2 separate regions of the Homo sapiens genome follow, and region 2 is linked to region 1. Evidence: chromatin loops called from intact Hi-C (ENCODE). Cell type or tissue: heart right ventricle. All regions are shown on one strand.

What was found. Peaks named below come from ENCODE experiments on the same cell type or tissue, not always from the same donor. Only the 100,000 strongest peaks of a DNase experiment are listed, where the experiment ranks them.
Region 2: a loop joins it to region 1, with 5 times the contacts of the local background. A loop is called at or near these places in 49 of 110 quality-filtered maps.

What each region holds. Positions count from the first base shown.
Region 1 is chr20:10,466,065-10,474,064 of GRCh38, reverse strand. All of the region lies in intron 2 of SLX4IP (SLX4 interacting protein), which reads right to left. Among named protein-coding and RNA genes, the nearest start is that of SLX4IP, 35 kb to the right of the region's middle. RefSeq lists an enhancer at 6,794-7,493. In heart right ventricle, a CTCF peak has its summit at 4,374; DNase peaks (open chromatin) are centred at 4,268 and 7,494; H3K27ac peaks cover 2,927 bases.
Region 2 is chr20:11,539,919-11,547,918 of GRCh38, reverse strand. No RefSeq gene overlaps it. Among named protein-coding and RNA genes, the nearest start is that of LINC00687, 330 kb to the left of the region's middle. In heart right ventricle, a CTCF peak has its summit at 3,659 (motif pointing right); no DNase peak of the experiment used is centred here; H3K4me3 peaks cover 311 bases.

The DNA of each region.
Region 1 (8,000 bases):
GGTCATCTGAGGTCAGGAGTTTGAGACCAGTCTGGCCAACATGGTGAAATCCCATCTCTACTAAAAATACAAAAATTAGCCAGGCATGGTGGCGTGTGTCTGTAATCCCAGCTACTTGGAAGGCTGAAGCAGGAGAATCGCCTGAACCCATGAGGCGGAGGTTGCAGTGAGCCAAGATCACGCCACCACACTCTAGCCTGGGCGACAGAGCAAGACTCCTTTCAAAAAAAAAAAGAAGACCAACCAGCCGGGCCAACATGGTGAAACCCCGTCTCTACTAAACATTTTTTAAAAATTAGCCAGGCGTGGTGGCAGGCGCCTGTAATCCCAGCTACTTGGGAGGCTGAGGCAGGAGAATTGCTTGAACCTGGGAGGTGAAGGTTGCAGTGAGCCGTGATTACACCACTGCATTCCAGCCTGGGTGACACAGTGAGACTCTGTCTCAAAAAAAAAAAAAAGAAACAGAACTCTGGCAGTTTTAAGAAGAATTGCAGAATAAGCTGCTTCAAGACACACTCTGGCAGAAAAATATTAACCACAATGATTATCAATATTTATGACAATGAAGATGAATATTACTAATAATGCCTAACACTTACTAAAATGGTTACTTGGTACTGTGCTAAACACTTTATACGAATCCTTTTATTTAACCCTCTCAATAACCAGTACAATAAAATCACTGCAATGACTGTGGGAGATACTAATGCTGCTGGTCCAGGGAATACACTGAGAACCAGTGCTTTAGAGACAACAGAGATTTTCTTTTCTCCTACTGCCCTTAGTTGCTGAGCTTTCTGACCCCAGTGGTTTCAACCATTTAGCCTGTGAGTAGAAGTGCATGCCCAGTCTCACCTATCAGGCCTGGTTCACAAGCTAAGTACCACCACAGCGTATAACAGCCAGACCGAATGCTGGCCATGCCCCACAGCTATTTTTTTCTTCCAGACAAAAGTTACTAGAATGCCAAATAACTCAGCTGTTCACAGACCAAAATGCATTTTTCAAATTAAGTTATTTTTAAGCCTGCTTTCTTAATAGCAACAATGTTCTAAGGACAATTTATAACAACAAAACAGATAAACAAACTTAACAGTTTTGTTTGAACTCCTGGTCTTAGAAAAATAAGCCAGCATCTGCAAAACACAATTAAACACCTAAACATTTTTATACTTGAATGAAACAAAACAAAACAAAAAAACCTCAATGAATATCTTTAACTATTGTTGGCTTTAAAAGGCCTGTATCAGGTAACAAAGAAGGGAAAAGGGATGGGTGCTAACACCTTCTGGGTCGTGACTCTGTGCTAAGATGGACAATTATTATAGAAGTGAGTTAACATTAATCCTATTTAATTAACCCTATTATTTAACAGATGTGTACAAAAGCTCAGAAAGACTCAAGTCACTTCCCAAGGTGCTGGTCAATCTTAAGGCCCTGGTTCAAACCCAGGCCTTTCTGCCTCCAAAGGCCAAATTATTTCCATTATACCATGCACACAAAAATCCCTTAAATAAAAATGTATAGTATTACCAGGCCGGGCATGGTGGTTCACGTCTGTAATCCCAGCACTTTGGGAGTCCAAGGCACGCAGATCACGAGGTCAGGAGATCAAGACCATCCTGGCTAACACTGTGAAACTCTGTCTCTACTAAAAATACAAAAAATTAGCCGGGCGTGGTGGCAGGCGACTGTAGTCCCAGCTACTCGGGAGGCTAAGGCAGGAGAATAGCGTGAACCTGGGAGGCACAGGTTGCAGTAAGCCGAGATCGTGCCACTGCACTCGAGCCTGGGCGACAGAGCCAGACTCCATCTCAAAAAAAAAAAAAAGTATAGTATTACGGAAATGTAGAGTTTGACAGGCCCTTAGAAACTCCCTAATTCAACATCTCATTTAATAGATAAGAAAACTATAATAAACAAATAAGAAAACTACACTAAACAATTTCCAAAGATGGCCACCAACAATCCCTTCCCTCCTCTGGAGGTACGCTGCTCCTTCCATCAAGAGGCAGTTATTTCCTCTCCTCTTGACCTTGTGATTTGCTGCCCAATAGAATACAGTGGAAATAATAGTGTGCCAGTTCCAGAGGTAGCCCTTAGGAAGCTGGCAGCTTCCACTTTCATGTGCTCTGGGGAAGCTAGATGCCATGTTGTAAGGGAGCTCAAGCCAGATTACTGAGTGATGAGACACCTTGTGAAGAGAGAGGGTATCATTGAGAAGAACTAAACATGTGAGTGAAGTCTTCTAGAGCTTTGTAGCCTGGTCAGTAACCAAATGCATCTGAGTGATTGACCCCAGCCAAAGACAAATAAAGCAGAAAAACTGCCCAGCTGGATTTTCTGACCCATTGAAATATGAGAATAGTGGGGCTTCTTTGTCACACAGATACAGATAACGGAAACAAAAGAGGCTAGCTGACTTGCCCCTAGATAGGAATCAATAGCAAGGACTAAAATCTAACAACCCTAACTTCTAATCCTGACCACCTGCCACTGTAGCCCAAAGTATAAACTGATTAACAAATAGTGCACCCAACAGACTGGCTGCCCTATGGCTTTTCCACAACATCCCATTCAGAAACATGTCTGAAAAAAATTACTGGGCTCATCTGGTCATAACCCAGCTATGCTGGGTGCTCTGGTATCTCTTTTTCACTAACCTTTATTTAATGATATTAGTTTGACACATTAATTTCTCACTGCAAACTACCTGAGGTTAGGGATGGGCAATCATCAGCCTCATCTGTGTCTATAGTGCCTAACCCAGGGCCTTGCATGATGAGGATAAATAAAGATTTGCTAATTGAGCCCTCACATATGAAAAGAATTAGACTACTCCTCACTCCCAAGAATTATGAGACCAGGAACAAATAAGTCAAGGCCAAGTCCCTCAAATACCATACAGCATGTCACTGTAAGATAATAAAATAATTACTGACAGCCTAAGACATGCATAAAATGTTATTTTCCCACTTTCACAGCATTATGTCTTTTATATTAATTTGATATCCAAAAGAAACCCTGTAAAACAGACACTGCTGTTAATCCTACCTTATAGCTGAAGAAATAAGATGCTCAAAGGGGTAATAAAATTCACCCAAAGTCATCCAGTTTTCAAAAGTGAAACCACAACATGCATTCAGGAATCCTGATTAAAAGTCTGATATTTTAATTTTCTAGAATCCTTTCCTCAAAGACTTGATGATCTAAATTTCAAGAAGTGCTATCAAAGAACCTAGAGTAAAATGAATAGATTTAGAGAACCACAAAAATTTAGAACCAGACATGATCTCAATACTAATCAGTAACATATGGTGAATTTTTCAGGTAATAAGGATCCGGATGCTAGACCTGGTACATACCTTACCAGAATCTATATAATGCTATTCCACTGTGGAACAAACAGCATGACATTCTTTTTTCACCTCATATTAAACTCGCAAAATATAGCACAAGTGTGTGCATGTGTGTATGTGAGTGTTTAAGGTAACTATTAATAACCTGATTATTTCCAACAGTCTGAAAATCAGTGTTTTTGTCACATGACACTCACATGGGACAAAGTGACACATATAGAGGCCTAGCTTCCTGTATTACTTAATCATGGATATTCCAAGAGCCTACTACTAGAGAAGTATCTCAAAGCACAATTAGCAAACACTATGCATCGTTACATTATTTGGCTAATGACGGCTACGCTGCTGTACGTTTTTGCCATTTCAATGGAATGTCATTTCCATGGAATTCTCTGGGACTGTAAATTGCAAGGACACTCTCAATCGCTACCCCATCCCTCACTTTCTCAACCAAGCATCCCCCAAACTAAGAGTAATAATAACAAAAAGGAAAGGTGAGTCGGATGAGCAGTAATGGTAATAAAACTATGACTTCAAGGATTTCTTTCCAGACTCGACTGGCCCCCTCCAGCCCTTACTGCTGGGACCAGGGCGGAACTGGGGTCCCAAAGCTTTCAAAGGACAAAGAGGATCCTTACTCTCCGACCATCATCTCCAGGTTCCTGAATCTGGAAAGGAAGTACTGAAGAGGCAGTCTTGTGTCACTCTGAGAATGCTTTCCCTGGGGCCACTTTGGATAGTTTTCGTCGTTGGGACTGTCTTCCCTCGGTGTTTGGTGGTGGTACATCCTAGTGAGGAGGACTCTATGACAGAAGCAATCTAAATATACACATTCATAAAAGGCTAGGGATGCAAGTGTGCACATACAACCACCAGGCAAACAAACAGGCATTTAGGATGTCATAGTAACGTGGGCACGAGCCAACGACTGTAAAAGCACTTTAGTTGCTGTGCTTCTTTAGATCACAGCGGGAAGATACTTTATAAAACATTGGAACAATGATGCCCCCTACAGCCCTCAGAGAGAATCCAAGGTGCTTACTGAGTTCATCTATTTGGTAAGAGATCCTGAGTTTACTTTTCTGGTAAGAATTAATTTTTACACTAGAATAAGTAATAAAAACACATGCTTTGTACATATGTTGGAAAAAATTAAAAGTATCAAGGTCTAACACTAAGAAATTATTAAAATAAAATATAATGTCTAGACAATCAAAACCATTATACTGAAACATTTTACTTTTCTGAAGCATATAGAAGCAAATTCTATGGATTGTCATCTTGATTATTAATAGAGATTATTTTCAAAAGAATTATTAAAAATATTTTCAAAGTGGAACTGTGGACTCCTAAAAGGAGAAATAGGTTGAGATGATTTTTTTTTTAAAAAAACAAATATACCACAAATTGAAGATTACAACATTCCCTGACTGGAACTGAAAAAAAGACCAGTAAGAAATAATCCAAAGCTGGAGTGACTTCCCTGTTCTCTATGAGCCAAGACGAAGAAACTTGTCATCTTTGGGACAAGGAAAGTGGGGGGTACTGGGCACTTCAGAAATGCTTTAGACCACACTTGTCCAACTCGCTGCCCAGGATGGCTTTGAATGCAGCCCAACACAAATGTGTAAACTTTCTTAAAACATTATGAGATTTTTTTTGCGATTTTTTTTTAAAGCTATTGTTAGTATAAGTGTATTTTATGTGTGGCCCAAGACAATTCTTCTTCCAGTGTGGCCCAGGGAAGCCAAAAGATTGGACACCCCTGCTTTAGATTATTCAAGGTCTGTGCAGATATGAAAGAAGCATAGGACAGCTCCTTCTTCCCAGGGAATGTGGCTAGGCATAATGTATATAAAAGCAGATGTATATCACCTCAAGATGATGTTCTTAGGAAAGAAAACAAATTGGAAATATATATAAAACATAACATAAACTGCACATAACAGTCAAAAAAACACATAGCAAGAGAGAAATCAATATGGGAAAGGTTTAGATGTGTAACAAAGAAAAAGCAAGTCATTCACTGGTCAAGCTTGGAAAAAGCTGAAGGGTGTGGACCAAGGAAGAAAAGGTGAGAGATAGCAAACAGAGGGAAAACCACAGAAAAGCCAGATGACTGCAGGAAATGCAAATGCATTAGTTTCACAGGAATAAGTGGGCCACGTTCCCCAGTTCCAAGATGAAAACAAACATGGGTCCAAGTTAAAAAGGAAGGGGAGAGTAATTATCAGAATGCCTTACGTCTAGCTGGAGAGTTCAGATTAGATCCATTTAAACAAAAGGAATTACCCTGATCACCTAAGCAAGGAAGTAACATGATGAATATGATGTTAAGAAAACATTACCCTGGCACTTGTCTAGATGAACTGGAATGGTAAGAGAAGAGAGGCACAGAGGTCCTCAGAGATTAACATGGACATAAAAACAAGGACAATAAAGGCTTGAATTTCTAAGAGGAGTAAATTCAAGATGCTCTGCAGAGCAGGAATGCGTTTAGTAAGTGACTAAAGAATGAAGGACGAGACATCATTTGGCAAGCCCAGGGTGTGTGGAGGCAGCATCAGAGACTTTCAAAGCAAAAATCAGCTTAGATGAAAGCCATGATAAACTCAGTTCTTTGTTTGAAGTTTTAGGGATCAATGTAGGCAGAAACTTCTTGGAGGCAGGTGGAAAGTTGAGACTAAAAAGGAGGATAAGAAGCCAGAGCTGTATTTACACATTTTTAGTCATCCAAAAAAAGAACAGACTAGTTTATCTATTATCACATGAGGAAAGGACTGGGAAAATGAAGCCTAGAAAACTGGGTGTCTGGCCAGAAAGGCAGAGAGAACTCTTAGAAAAAAAAAATTAATTTCAAGTCCAAGAACTTTGTTTCAAAGTCATCAACACTCAGAGCAGATGCCTTACAGAGTGAGAAGGTATCTAAAAGCTCTAAGCCTGAGATAAAACTCATTGGGTGACTGCTGGTGTGAAAACTTTTACTAATTTTATTTCAATTCTTTCACGAAATCAGCACATACTTACTTAAATACAGCTTCCAGCATGAGCAAAGCAATAGAACAATGATACTGAATGGGAAAACAGCATCCTATGTTAGTTTGGGCATAGCATCAACCACTCTGCAAACTCGCATTGACCCTGTATGTCTTTAAAACATAAAGCTCTTACAAGGAATACATGAAATTAAGGAGGAATTGGAAGATGCAGACTTTAAGTATCAGGAGAAGAAATATAGAGGTACTTCTTTCACTTTAAAAGTTTCACAGGGACAAATCTCTGTAAAATCATTCTTCGGGACAAAGGTTGCACACTCCAAAGTTATTTCCAGTAAGGAATATAACCATTTAAAATGTTTGTGATTTATTCTGTTTAGGCACTTCAGTTTTATTCTTTCTTAAAATGTGTAGAAAAATCAGTACCTAGAACTCAATTGATATGAAAATAATTGCATAAATCTTTTCAATGTGATACACAAAATCAACGCAGCCATTTTCAAATGAGCACTGATAATAGTCAGTACCACGTTCCCATTTAAGTAGACGAAAAAACCTAGGACACAGGATTTAAGTGATTCCTTGAGGCAAACTAGCAAGACAAAAGCCTAGTGATTACCCATTTACCATTCAACTGTCTCTTTCTCTGAAAGTTTAAAGAGCTGCTCTATACTTTTACTATAAAGGGGAAATCATTGTCAATTCTTAGGCTTATTTCTCTTTTTGTGGTGTTCTAAGGAATGTGAAGACTAAGGTTAACTGAAATTCAGAGAAGAATATAAAACTATAATTGCTCTGAAAGAGTGGAAAGAAAAACATTGATAGTAAAGATGCAGGGAGTTCTTTTTTTTTTAATAAAATCTCTCCTTTCCTCCTAAATATTAATAAAACCTTAAATCTTTTACTTTAGATTCAGAAAACGACTCAAGCTTCCCACCCCTAAATTCCAGCCCTCCCCTCTCCCAAAATAAAAAGTAGACAACCCCATCAAGAGCAAAAGTAAAAGCGTTTAGCCTCCTGGAATGGGTGGGAAGAAAGAGGAGGGGATCATTACACATTCCCTGTAGAAGACAAAGCCAGATGCACATTCCAGAGAAATCTGGCGGGTCCGAGTTTTTCCTTAAATACAGACTGGCCTGTCACTAAGCCAGGCTCTGTAATCTTCCCAGGCTGCCACCGCTAGGGAAGCCAGGAATCCCTTCTAATTAATCAAGCCCTCCCAACAAAAATTTTCCCACCCACAATAAAGTAGGTTGGGGGGGAAGGGAAGCAGCAGAGAAAGCTCTGCAGCCAAAAGAATTCTAGACTTTAGTATAATACCTAACTAATCCAAGAAAACAGATGCAGGAAGCAGAGGAAATTATCTACAGAGACACACAATGAGGTAGGAAACTTTCACAGCACTGCTCCGCTGGGACCCAAAATTTAAATTCAAAATCATAAGTTAGAATTATTATTGAGAGCGACCCTGGCAACATTCTATACTTTTTCAAATGCCTCTAAGGCAGCGGGTGGACACATAAACTTTCCTGAGGTAGACACCATGTGTATCACTTGACACTTTTAACAATAATTTGATATTTGGATTTCTTTTTTATTTTACTAAAGTTTTGTTTTAATGGATAAACATTCATGACTATTACAT
Region 2 (8,000 bases), 1.1 Mb before region 1:
AGGATACAATGAGAAAGATGAACAGCCTGGGTGTGGTGGCTTACACTTGTAATCCCAGCACTTTGGGATGCCAAGGCGGGTGGATCACCTGAGGTCAGGAGTTCAAGACTAGCCTGACCAACATGGAGAAACAATGTATCTACTAAAAAAAAAAAAATACAAAAATTAGCTGGGTGTGGTGGTGGGAGCCTGTAATCCCAGCTACTTGGAAGGCTGAGGCAGGGAGAATTGCTTGAACCTGGGAGGCGGAGGTTGCAGTGAGCCGAGATCATGCCACTGCACTCCAGCCTGGGTGACAGGGTAAGATTCCATCTCAAGAAAAAAAAAAAAAAAAAAAAGAGAGAGAAAGCAAAAAAGAGAAAGACGGACATCTGAACACCAACAAGCAGCTCCTCACTGGACAGCAAGTGTGTTAGTGCCTTGATCTTGGAATTCCCAGCCTTCATAACTGTGAGAAATCAATGTTGTTTAAACCACCCTGTCTATGGCATTTTTTTTATATGGTAGCCTGACCAGAGACAACTATGAACCCATTCTTGAGGATTTGGTGCTGAATACTAAGCATATTGTAGCAGTCCCAGGAATACACTGCTCATGTCTCCTTCTGAAAATAACCTTTCATGTCTATCACCTGACAGTATCCAGCTGCTGCTGCACCTTTAGGACCCACAACAGCATTCATACAGAGGATGCACGATTCCTGGGCTGTCTCCAGATTATTACTGAGCCTAGTAAGGGAAATAGAATTGGATTATCCCACGACTCCCTCTAATGGACCATCTCTATGTTGGAACTGTGCGTCAGCCTGGCCAAGGCTTTCCCAGAGCTATGTTGTGCTGTCAGGCTCGCTCGGTCCCCCTTCTTCCCTCTGGTCTTTCTCAGGTATTGAACCTCCATTGTAGACTGAAGTTTTTCTCTGCTGCTCTGTTTATCCTTCACAGGAATTTTTTCCAACACGTTGTTCACACGTCTATTTCCCTGTAGGTGTCTGCGTCTCAGAGGACCTGCAGTGATGCAGGCACAGAGTCAGGGAGTTTTCTTATGGCAGGGTGGGGAAAGCAGACACTTACCCTCCCCTTCCTGAGGATGCAAATACGGGCCCTTCTCTTACTCCTTACAAGGAACTAAAGGAACATTTGAAAGCCCTATGGAAATGTTTCTGGAAATGAAGAGGTAGGGCTCTTAATTTCCCATGCTTCTCTTTCCTGGTCAGTTTCTTGGAGTTTCAGGTTCACCTGCAGATTATGGACACTGAGGTAGCTCTTTTGTATTTTGGTAAATTCTTTACTGAGAAGACAAAGTATGTGCATCAGTAGATAGTCCCTGTTTGTATGCAAAAGCACAGCCTGTGTGACATGGATTGTAAGAAAGAAAGAGCACCGTGTGAGCTATAGGCAGAATTCATGCCACCGTGATCAATAGGGAGATTCTCCACCAAGAATCCCAGCAAGGAAAGCCTCACTGCCCAGCTTCTGGGAGTAGAGTTGGCAGATGGTCCCACTGTCATCTCCTCAGTGTCTTCTTCTTTGAGTCGACCCCTTCCTAGGACAACCCACACAGCCTGATGCTGAGTGAGGTGGGGGTGCAAAGGCCTGGTCTTGTTCGCCCACTGGGGCCCAGCTCTGGTGGACAGAACAGTATTCACTCCAGAGCTCCCTGCAGGGCAGGGGAGGCTTCTGTGGGCTGCCCTCACAGTTCAGCTTCCCCTGTGTCTTCCACAGGGCTTGATCCCTAATAAGTACCTTGAAACTCAGACTCTGTTTTGGCAGCTGATTCTGGAGAACCCCACCAGCAAAGGTTATTAACCTGAAGGAAAGGAAAGATAGAAAGAAAATGAAAGTTAATTCGAAGAAAAAGAATGTGCAGGATGTGGGGCAACATAAGTAAATATAGATTCATCAGTTTCTTAGAGAACATTTTTTATCCTTTGGAAGCTACTTTAAATTATTGTTGTACACAAAGTTGCAGAACAGGAAATAGAAATATCATTGGCCCACAGGCCCAATAACACAGATATGTACAAGTGAGTTTTCCCTAAGACCTGGGCATATCCCTACGTATGAGAGGTACTAGATTGCCATAGCATTTATACGACAGCATTAGAGGAAAAATAATCACTTTTGTCCCCCCCCCACAAAGTACACTCTGAGAGTAAAGTCAAATAAATATAATCTTGGTGAATATTAGAGGGGCACGAAGAAAACAAGCCGCCAAATGAAATTTTATAGGACAGGCATATTCTGAGTACTCAGAGAGAAAGAGAAATTCAAAGGGCTTTTTGAACAAGTGATTCCGGAGACAAATTTTGAAGGAGAAGTTTTGTGGCGATGACTTGGGAGTGGGAAATGATTCCATCACTCCTGTTTCCCAGCTGAGATAAGGGAATTCTGTTAGCTGCACACTGCACGGACAGAAACAGGGTTACCTGGAGAGCCCTGACAGCAATGTTTGTGGTGAAGATGTGGTTCTGGAAGTGAATTTCCATCCAGGCATTGTGCTGACTCTATCACTTAGCAGTTCTGTCATCAATATCTTTGGATTTCAATTTCCTCATCTATAAAACACGATTAATAATGGCTACCTCATAGGGTTATTGTGTGGCTTAAATACATGTGTTTGGGTAAAACACTCCAAATAGGTTGGTTAATGTTATATTCGGGGAAACCTCGATGGGTCAGCTGAGGCACGCCTTTTGGAGGAGGAGAATATTGGCGAACATGGTAAAACCCCGTCTCTACTAAAAAAATACAAAAAAATTAGCCAGGGGTGGTGGCGAGAGCCTGTAATCCCAGCTCCTTGGGAGGTTGAGGCAGGAGAATCGCTTGAACTGGGGAGGTGGAGGTTGCAGTGGGCCAAGATTGTGCCACGGCACTCTGGCCTGGGTGACAAGAGCAAGACTCCGTCTAAAGAAAAAACCACTGGGTAGGCTGGGCTCGGTTGCTCACGCCTGTAATCCCAGCACTTTAGGAGACCAAAGTGGGCAGATCTCCTGAGGTTAGGAGTTCGAGACCAGCCTGGCCAACGTGGTGAAACCCAGTCTTAACTAAAAATACAAAAGTTAGCCAGGCATGGTGGCTTGCGCCTGTAATCCCAGCTAGTCGGGAGGCTGAGGCAGGAGAATCACTTGAAACCGGGAGGCAGAGGTTGCAGTGAGCCGAGATCGCGTCATTGCACTCCAGCCTGGGCAACAAGAACAAAACTTCATCTCAAAAAACAAACAAACAAACAAACAAACAAACCCAAAACCATCAAGGAGCCCTGAACACTCAGAAAAGGTAATTCTAGAGGGAGACAATTAGATCCATGGAGTTGAGTCATCATTAGTTTCATCAAAGAGAAGAAACACGCTGAGTCCTCAGAGACAGCCACTTTCTGAGACCCAGTGTCTGTGCGTTATTCTTTGACAGAAGTTCTCCCTGACGGATGCAGCCGTTGGTCCCAGTCTCTACTTCGTCTTGACTGTGATGATTCTCTACGTATAAAACCCTCCACCAAATTATAAACTAGGGAGACTCAGCTAAATATAGGTGCTCAAAAACATACTGAATTTGAATGTTGGACGGTTTAGTGCCCAGCTTCCCCACACATATTCACAACACATCAAAACACAATAACGTTAGCCCATGTGTCTGTGCCAGTACTTCCCTTTTAAAAAATCAAAAATACAGCCAGCAGATGGCGAGAGTGGATCATATTTGAACTGTAGGTAAACTAGGTTTTCAGTAGTAGTTTTTGGAGACACTCCTCAGTTACTTTTTATTTGTTGTTTGTTTTGGTTTCCTTTTCCTTTGAATGGAATCAAGTTTGCACCTCAGGGCAGAATTAGAAGTAATCACGAAGGTAACTAAGAAAAAAAAAAACAAGGTGAACTAGGGCTTAAGAGCTCTAAATACATCATTTTATTAACTCTCAAACATTTTTTAGGAGGGTAAGTTTGGAAGGGGAGAGGAGTAAAAAGCCAAATAGTTTGGATAATCGCCCAAATGTAGGTAGGTTGATTAAAATAGTCATTCATTTCTGAAGTACTCAGCAATACTGCTTCCAAGATATGTCCCTTATATTTTACTCTCACATATAATTATTGGCCAAAAATTGTGGGCTCAACTCTAGAGGATAAATTTTACAGGTCATAAATGTTCTAAATGTTGTTCTTCTCTGGACTGCCCAAGGCAGCCTGAACAACAGGCTGAGATTTGCTTCAGGTTATCTCTCCACCATCTTCAACGCTCGCCCACAAATGAGATGCCAAGGGTCACTCTGTGTCAGGACTTGGTGAGAAAAGCCACTGGAATGTTTAATTTCTCTCTGGACAGAAAGCTTCTTTGTCCACACATGTATTGTAATGCTGGGACACACAGTTGTCCATGGGGGGAAAGAAAGGGCTACAAAGAATGCAGAAAAAATATATAAGTCAAGCACATAGTTACCTAGGAAGGTAAATGTGAGGATTGGGGAAGTTTACAGAAAATAAAAATTGTTCACAGGATCGCTAAATATTTCCTCACTCTTTAAGATGACATTAAGGTATGTTAATTTTTAAGCTATTTTAATGTTTGAGAATCATGACTCTATGAGAGAGAGAGAGAGAGAATGCCTGTATTTCCAAGTTTGCAAGTAAGTAAGGTCAAGTTAGAAAGTCAGAGACAGGAAGCGGAATGTGTGTGTGTGTGTGTGTGTGTGTGTGTGTGTGTGTGTGTGTGTGTGTGTAGAATATTCCTGTCTGCTTTGTGCCACAAATTCTTGGAAAGGCTGCTGTACGCCTAAGTTTAGCTCCACTATATAGCTTGTTGCAGTTTCTGTACCTAAAAGAAGGGTCCTTGTGTCCCCACAAAAAATCTTTTCAGTTATTGGGTGAGCTATGCCCATCCACTTAGCATAGGTATTTACAAACACAACAACATAGATGACACACATGATAACCATTTTATAAAGAAAGGTTTCAGAATTATTTTTAGCTTGTAATTTTATTCTGATTGATGTCTTCATTGAATATACTGGACAGACTTTTAAACAGTTAATAAAACAACACACCTCTAATATCTGTTTGTGAAAATGTAAACTAGATATGCTTACATAAGGAAAAAAACTAAAGCAAGGTAAAAACGTAGATATTTTCGAAGCAACTCATCTAAAACTAACTTCCAAACATACTTTAAAAGTTTGAATCTAACAATATTCTTCAGAACATTGGTTGACTAATTTAACTAGTTTTTTTTTAAAGCAAAAAAGGTAAAAAGATTTTGGACACAGTATTATATTAATGTGACACCAGAAAACATCTAAAGGTTAAAAATCCAGGAAACTGTCTAGCATACAAAGGCATGTTCATTCATGGAAATACTTTGTTGTGAAAACAAGTAATTGATGTGTTTATGTTCTTAACATTAAAAACATAAAGATACAAAATTGTGCAAATAGTATGAATGCAAAACACCACAAATTAAAACAAATTCATAGACAATATGACTGGGAGAAAATTCATCGATAACTCCATAGCAGAAATACCTGGGGGTGATGTTCTGGTTCATTTATTTCTGAATTTCTCTGTAATTTTCCCCTAGATTTTAATGGCTATTTATTTTCTATTAAAAAGACACGTATAAACATGTAAGTATTCATGTTTTAAGTCATCATTTTGCATAGTTCTGTTTCCAGCCTCAGTTTGTTCTTCTGCAAAATAAAGGCATTCTGGTATCCCACGTGTCTGTATCAAAACAACCCCTTGAGCATTAAAAAAATAAATAAATAAAATGACTAATAAGACATGTATAGACTTTAGAGGTGGCTTGCAATTACAATTTTATTATTAAAATAAGACTTATTAAAATAAGAGAGAAAACATGTATCTTTGGTAATGTGAAAAGAAGAAGAATTCGCAGCTTATTCTTCTCATATCATAAAGTTTTTTCCACCTACAAGATACCACAGTGTCTCACATGGAACCCTTACAGAGTTACTCCTTTTGGTTAAAACATTTGCCTTTATCCCAGCACTTTGGGAGGCCGAGGCAGGCGGATCACGAGGTCAGGAAATCAAGACCTTCCTGGCTAACAAGGTGAAACCTCGTCTCTACTAAAAATACAAAAGTTAGCCGGGCGTGGTGGCGGGCACCTGTAGTCCCAGCTATCCGGGAAGCTGAGGCAGCAGAATGGCGTGAACCCGGGAGGCGGAGCTTGCGGTGAGGCGGAGCTTGCAGGGAGGCGGAGCTTGCGGTGAGGCGGAGCTTGCGGTGAGGCGGAGCTTGCGGTGAGCCGAGATTGCGCCACTGCACTCCAGCCTGGGCGACAGAGTGAGACTCCATATCAACAAAACAAAACAAAACAAAATTTACCTTTGAATCCGTCTCAAAAGTGAAGGTCCAGCCTAGCAGAGTGCCAGACATCATGAGTCTTTAGAATTCTAAGGAGCAGCATGAGAATTCTCAGGCCAAAGGTAGGAGCAGGGAGGGAGCTACGGGACTTAAGGGGAGTTCCCGAAGGATGAAGCTGGAGGCTTCCCTCAGAACTCTAGCTGCTCTGCCCCAGGCGGTTTGCAGAGAGCATCATCTGATTACCACACGCTCAATCCTATTCTCAAACCAAAACACAAATAAGCCCAGTAATAAGCCCAGGTCCATACAGCCTGGGCCTCACAGGAAACAAGATGGCTGAATGAGACTCAGATACCAGGCCCCTGTGAAATGACAAGTATTTCTGCTTTGCAGGAAAACCAGCCTTAGCTTTTGCTCCTAGCAGCAGCTTGGCCTGCCATTGCTGATGGAGATGATGCAGTTAAAGCCATAACCAGTCGCTAAACCAGGAGGGAAATGGTTTTGATAAGGGCCTCCGGAGTTCTCTATGTTTCGGACTAAGGAAACCTTGTCTGTGCCTTGATAATCTGCTCACTGCATTGGTGCAAACAATCAAGAATTGCCTTTACTGCACCAGACGGAGATCCATTAATTTTTTAGTAAATTTCCCAGAGTCCTCCCTTCTCCCTCTAAACCGTTCTGTGTGTACTTTTCCTACTGCCTATATTAACAATCTATGAGAAGGTAAGGGGCAGGCCACAGCAAGCTCATTCAGAGGACTTTCTATGCAAACCCAAGAAAAAGAGACCTATTTGCAACTCTGTGGCAGGGGCTTCCCCCTTCCTGCCCCAAGCCTGTCACCCTTTGTCCAGTTTCCTGGGCTTTTGTGGGAGATCTAAATAACTATTTGTCTTTTTGCATAGTGGGGAAGGGGGCAAGAGGAGGAAAGGGATAAGACACAGGAGAGGAAAGGAAGGCTCTTGTGGCTTCTTGAGAACGTGTTTAGGATCAGTCATCTTGGTCATGGGTTTGTAGAGCAATTGTTCTACGTCCTACAAATTCCAGCCTGATTTCTCAACTCCAGCAAATGTGCATTTGGTGTTTCACGCTGAGTACTGTATGTGTATTCTGCATGTCCCTTCCAGCAAATACACATTTGGTGTTTCATGGTAAGTATTATATGTGTATTTTTTATCCTGTGAGTAGTCACAGGATAGAAAATTCTATTACATTCTACCTGTAATCAGAATCATTTCGAGGAATAAAATTTAGCATCAATTCCTTGTATGTGTAATAAAGCAGGTGCCCAACCTGTGATCCCCAAAGCTTGTGAAATTACAGGCTTTTTCCTCTCCTTTTCTAATGCACATTTAACGTTATAGGATCACAATGGGTGATAAAAATGTAATTGCTGAAAATTAGAGAGTAGTTGCTGAAGAGCAGAGAGAATTCCCAGGACTTCCACCAAATTTGTTCATTTGAATCTCTTGCAATCAAGTACAAAGCCAAGAATTAAAACCTTTTAGAAATAACCCTAAATTGGGATCACATGTGCTCATGTATAGAACACTTTTATGCATTTTTGGAATCTTTTTGTCTTAAATGCATACACAGAGACAATCTTAACATGTGTATCAATATTTATAAACATGTTTTATACATTTATGCTGCACAAAATCATCTATAATTCCATTCTATGTGTGTGTATTAT